Linked DNA regions of Homo sapiens: region 2 is linked to region 1. A link is a contact called in ENCODE Hi-C or POLR2A ChIA-PET data. All regions are on one chromosome and are shown on one strand. The core of a region is the stretch at or near the end of the contact, and the rest is flanking DNA. Distances in the headings are between cores, read along the strand shown. Region 1 has its middle 43 kb from the start of LINC01754. Region 2 overlaps NCOA3 (nuclear receptor coactivator 3).

Region 1 (2,891 bases), core at 120-2,619:
TTGTCATGATGCACCATCACTTCTGCCTAATTTTACGGGTCACACAGACCACCCTGGTGCAATAGAGGAGGGCACTGCACAAGGTGGGCACACCAGGAGGCAAAGGATCATTGGATCACTGGAGGGCATTTTGGAGTCTGGCTAACACAGCCCCATGACTTTTTTGTGATTTCTCATTTTATTTTATTTATTTTTTTGAGACAGGATCTCACTTTGTCACTCAGGCTGGAGTCCAGTAGCATGATCTTGGCTCACTGCAGCCTCAACCTACCGGGCTCAAGTGATCCTCCCACCGCAGCCCCCCATAAGTAGCTGGGACTACAGGTGCACACCGCCACACTTGGCTAAATTTTTTGTGTGTGTATATTTTTAGTAGAGACAGGGTTTTACCATGTTGGCCAGGCTGGTCTCGAACTCCTGAGCTCAAGCTATCTGCCTGCTTCGGCCTCCCCAAGTGCTGGGATGACAGGTGTGAGCCACTGCATCTGGCCCTGTTCTCACTTTAAATATTCACCTTTTTCCTTCTCCTCCTCCTCTTCCTCTCCTCCTCCTCCTTCTTCTTCCTTCTTCTTCTTCTACTTTTCTTTCTTCTTCTTCTTTTTTATTTATGTTTTTGAAACAGGAAACAGGGACTCGCTCTGTCTCCCAAGCTGGAATGCAGTGGTGCAATCACGGCTCCCTGCAGTGTCAACCTTCTGGGCTCAAGCAATCCTCCTGCCTCAGCTCCCGAGTAGCTAGGACTATAGGCACATGCCACCACACCTGGCTAATTTTAAAAAATCTTTTGTAGAGACAGGGTCTCACATGTTGCCCAGGCTAATCTCGAACCCCTGGCCTCAAGCAGTCTTTCCACCTCGGCCTCCCAAAGTTCTGGGATTATAGGCATGAGCCACTACACCTGGCCTAAACATTCACTTTTATACCTAATTTTGTACTTAAATTTTGTATTTGTTTTAAAGAAGGCTCCCCCAAATTGTCTAAGCTTCAGGTACCACAAAACCTGGATCCATCCCTGGTCCTAAGACAGGTCTTCAGTTTTTTGTGACAGTGGGTGTTAGAGATTTTGTACAAAAGTTCAGAAGCTGGACTCAGCCCAGCGAAAAGGTTTGTTGATCTGCCTGGGGGAAGGTGTGGATTTCAGCCCATCCCTGTATGCCTTCACTCAATACTCCTTTGAAAGCATAAGCTGCTGGAATTAAACCAGTGGTTTTGATGTGCTTGGAGCTGAAGATAAAGTCCTGTTTGCACACTGTAATGGTGTATTTAAACATTTTGACAATTATCAGGTGAAATCTTTGGCTGTTATTGACTCCGCTCCTCTGTAAGTGATTGTGTGCGGCAGGAGAGTCTCTCCACCACATGACTGGGCCCTCACTTACAGGTTAATTGACTTGTTTGGTCGCTTTCTTCTTAAGCCACAGGAGTGGTGAAATGCAATTTTTTTCTTGTGTTCTTTCGTAACACACCAAGACAAACAAAGCTGAGTTTTAAATCCTGTTGCATTTATTAACTTTTGAGGGTCTAGCTATGAGTTTTCAGAAACAACAACCAACCACCAGCTCTTCTGATCTTGGTTTGAATCTCTATGATCTGAGATAAATTAGGTTCCCCCCAAAAAAACACACCCCCACCCCAAGTTGGACACTGAATGATGTATTGGGAATTTGTTTGATACAATAAATGTCCACTATTTATTTATTTATTTTTTGAGATGGGGTGTCTGTCACCCAGGCTGGAGGGCAGTGGTGTGATCTCAACTCACTGCAACCTCCACTTCCCAGTCTCAAGTGATCCTCCCACCTTAGCCTCCCGAGTAGCTGGGGCTACAGGCCTGTACCACCATGCCTGACTAATTTTTTGTAGAGGCGGGGTTTCACCATGTTGCTCAGGCTGTCTTCAACTCCTGGATTCAAGGGATCTCCCCCCAACCCCTGAGATGGCATCTTGTTCTGTCACCCAGGCTGGAGTGCAGTGGCACCATCTCAGCTCCCTGCAACCTCCGCCTCCCAGGTTCAAGTGACTTTCCTGCCTCAGCCTCCCAAGGAGCCGAGATAACAGGCATGCAGCATCATGCCTGGCTAATTTTTGTATTTTTATTAGAGACGAGCTTTCACCTTGTTAGCCAGGCTGGTCTTAAACTCCTGACCTCAAGTGATCTGCCTGCCTCGACCTGCCAAAGTGCTGGGATTACAGGCCTGGACTCAAGGGATCTGCCCATCTCAGCCTCCAAAAGTGCTGGGATTCCTGGCGTCAGCCGCTGGGCCTGGCCTATTATTTCTTATGAGTCTTTGGGTGGTTGCATGGCCCTTCTGTTGGTCTCACCTGGGTTTGCTCATGAAGCTGCACGTGGCTGAAGGCTCAGCCGGGACAGCCAGGTGGCTAAGTCTCTCTCATTCTGTGGGTTTTCTTTCAGAGTTTCTTCTGGTGTGGTGGTCTTGGGGCAGAGTTCCAAAAGAGTGAAAATGGAAGCTGCAAAGTTTTTCAAGGTATAAGCTCTAGACGTGTGCAGCGTCTCTTCTGCCCCACTATGTGGTTAATGTAGGTCCCAAGAAGCTCCACGTGGGTTTAAATCATGTTGGTCTTTTCAGGGCTGTATCCTCAGTATCTAGAATAGAGCCTGGTACATAGAATATTTATTGATGCAACTGAGATTATCATAGTGTATTTTTCTGTGAGCACAGCAGCTTATTCACAGCAGCAGTTTCCTAAATGGTGGCTATTTTATTATAGCTTTCCTAGGGGAGACACATAATGTAAATTTTCTGTTATTTCTTTTCTTTTTTTTTTTTTTGAGACAGAGTCTCGCTTAGTCCCCCAGGCTGGAGTGCAGTGGTGCGATCTCAGCTCACTGCAACCTCCGCCTCCCAGGTTCCAGTGATTCTCCTGCCTCA
Region 2 (2,871 bases), core at 9-2,508, 86 kb after region 1:
TGCCAATAACATGACATATTCTGATTTTAAAGATGTAAAAATATGAACAAACCCCAAAATATTTAAGGGATACTAGTTTTACATAAACTCTCATTTAACAATCATGAAACCTTCTAGAGTTGGATATTACTATCTTCATTTGAGAGAGGAGGAAATTGAAGCTCATGGGTTAATTACATAAGCTCTCCAGTAGAGGATCCAGATTGAGGTCTCTCAGATTTCGGAGGCCATGCCCTTTTTACCACCCTACATTGCCTTAGGAGTCAAGGAAATAAAATAGTACATTGGCCTGTATGTCAACTTTGGCTTGAAGATAGTCAACTTTGGCTTGGAGATACTTAGTTGGCATGGCTTTAAACATTTTCTTTGAAATGGATTTTTCCTATTTTTCCTTAAAATCAAATATCTTGGCTGGGGCGCGGTGGCTTACACTTGTAATCCCAGCACTTTGGGAGGCCGATGAGGGTGGATCATCTGAGGTCAGGAGTTCGAGACCAGCCTGGCTAACATAGTGAAACCCCCCTCTACTAAAAATACAAAAATTAGCTGGGCATGGTGGTGGGTGCCTGTAATCCGGCTACTTGAGAGGCTGAGGAAGGAGAATCGGTTGAACCTAGGAGGTGGAGTTTGCAGTGAGCTGAGACCGCAGGATTGTACTGCAGCCTGGGCAACAAGAGTGAAACTCTTGTCTCAAAAAAAAAAAAAAAATTCAAATATCTTTGTATTTACTCTGTGCTAGCTACTCTGTGGGTCTGTGTGTATACAAAACAATATAAGGTCTTATCTCTTCTTCTCAAGGAATTTATAGTCTGTTTGGGGAGATGAGAACTAAACATGAAAGATAACTAGAGAAGATTTAAATAACATTTCAGAGAATAATGCAAGAGGTTTAACAAGGCAGTGAAGGATTAATTGCCAAATAAATTGTACAAATAATTGCTTTTGGAGTTCAGAGGAAGAAATGATTGTTTGGGGCTGGGGTAATCTAGGGAAGGATGTAAATGAATTCCTGGGAGATATTTTCAGTTAGTGAGATTATTTACTTTACCTTTAAAATCATATTAATGTTTGTTACAAATGGAACTGCAAACTGTTTGAACATGAACTATTGTATCTTAATTTTTTTAAATCTCCATATGAGAGTGCAGGAGCTACTACCCCAGAGAAAAGTAGATCATGCTTTCTACATGTATTTGCTTCTATTGTATCAAGTAGATGGAGAAAGTACTCAGTTTTAGAAGAAAAATCTTTGGGTGAAAAAAAAGAGGAACTCCCTGTCCCTAAATTCCTTCAATGTCACTCTTGCCACGTTTTCAATCAGTTGTACTTTGTGAGTCATTGCCGAGGTCACTTTTTGTGACTTGTAGCATTCATGATTAACTTCTAAAGGGTGGAAACAAGCATTAATCCCCTTTACATCACTAATGTTCTCTCTGTCCCCCCTCCCCCTCCTTTCCCCACTCTCCCCTCCCCCCTCCCCTCCCCTCCCCTCCCCTCCCCTCCCCTCCCCTCCCCTCCCCTCCCCTCCCCTCCCCCCTCCCCTCCCCTCTCCCCTCCCCTCCTTTCTCCTCCCTTCCCCTCTCTCTCCTCAGGCTCAAAGGATCCTCCCACCTCAGTCTCCTGAGTAGTTGGGACCACAGGTGTGTGTCACTGTGCCCGTTTAATTTTTAAATTTTTTTGTAGAGATGGGGCCTTTCTATGTTGTTGCTCAGGCTGGTCTCGAACTCCTGGCCTCAAGTTACCCTCCTGCCCTCAAGTTACCCTCCTGCCTTGCAAGGCCTCCCAAAGTACTGGGATTCCAGGCAATACTCCTTCATACCGTTTTGAAGCAAATACTAGACATTATATAATTTCCTTAAGTATCTATAAAAGATACAACTGTCTTTCATAAAAAGCAAACTCTACATTATTACATCTAGAAAACCTGCATTAATTTCTTAGTAGCATCAAATACACAGTCACTTCAGTTTTCTAGTTCTCCTCATTTTTTAATTTGTTGGAATCAGATTCAAACAAGATGCAGACATTGCAATTTGGTTTTTATGCGACCTAAGTTTCTGTTAATATAGGTTTTCTCTTCATCTCTTTTTTCCTTCCAATTTATCAAATTATTTTTTGCCCTGTAGAGTTTTTTTTTTTTTTTTTTTTTGTTGTTGTTGTTGTTGGAGGGACAGAGACTTATTCTGTCACCCAGGCTGGAGTGCAATGCTGTGATCATAGCTTATTGTAGTCTCAAACTCGTTGGCTCAAGCGATCCTCCCACCTCAGCCTCCCAAGTAGCTGGGATTAAAGGTGCACACCACCATGCCAGCTACATTAAAATTTTTTTTTTTTTTTGGTGGAAAAGGGGCTCTTGCTATGTTACTCAGGCTGGTCTGGAACTCCTGGCCTCAAGTGATTGTCCTGTCTTGGCCTCCTAAAGTGCTGGGATTACAGGCACAAGTAACCGTGCCCGGCTTCCTGTAGAGTTTCTTATTGTCTGGATTTTGCAAAGTATGTCTTTGTGGTGGTTTTTCAGTGTGTCCTCTGTCCTCTCTCTCTCTATTTTTAAAATGGTAGTTAGCTTTCAAGTCTTGATCAGTTTCTGGTTCAGTTATTTTTTACAAGCATATTCATTATCTGTTGCTGTGTAACAAATTATCTCCAAACTTGACATCTTAAACCAGCATTTATTGGTCCCAGCACCTCAGGAAACTGAGGTGGGAGGACTGCTTAAGCCTGGAAGTTTGAGGCTGCAGTGAGCTGTGATTGCACCTGTGAATAGGCAATTCCTAGGCAAGACCCTCTCTCTAAAAATTGGCCAGGCATGGTGGCTCATGCCTATAGTCCCAGCGCTTTGGGAAGCCCAGGCGGGTGGATCATTTGAGCCCC

What was found. Hi-C counts contacts between places; a loop is a spot of excess contacts on that map. ChIA-PET counts read pairs that join two places held with the same protein, here RNA polymerase II (POLR2A). Pooled maps may share reads with other maps.
Region 2: a pooled map shows a loop between it and region 1 (2.4-fold over the local background). The contact joins two enhancer-like sites. A Hi-C loop is called at or near these places in 1 of 168 maps with a recorded cell type or tissue (chondrocyte) and 6 of 50 pooled maps. POLR2A ChIA-PET finds 5 or more read pairs at or near these places in 9 of 52 experiments (AG04449, Caco-2, GM12878 and 5 more).

Annotation. Positions count from the first base shown.
Region 1 is chr20:47,454,087-47,456,977 of GRCh38, forward strand. No RefSeq gene overlaps it. Among named protein-coding and RNA genes, the nearest start is that of LINC01754, 43 kb to the left of the region's middle. Within about 2 kb of position 1,370, at least 4 of the 41 ENCODE cell types and tissues checked have a DNase peak (open chromatin) inside an H3K27ac peak, as active enhancers do; they include OCI-LY7, where a contact is called at or near this core.
Region 2 is chr20:47,539,882-47,542,752 of GRCh38, forward strand. The region is part of intron 1 of NCOA3 (nuclear receptor coactivator 3); the gene reads left to right. Among named protein-coding and RNA genes, the nearest start is that of NCOA3, 39 kb to the left of the region's middle. Within about 2 kb of position 1,259, at least 4 of the 41 ENCODE cell types and tissues checked have a DNase peak (open chromatin) inside an H3K27ac peak, as active enhancers do; they include OCI-LY7, where a contact is called at or near this core.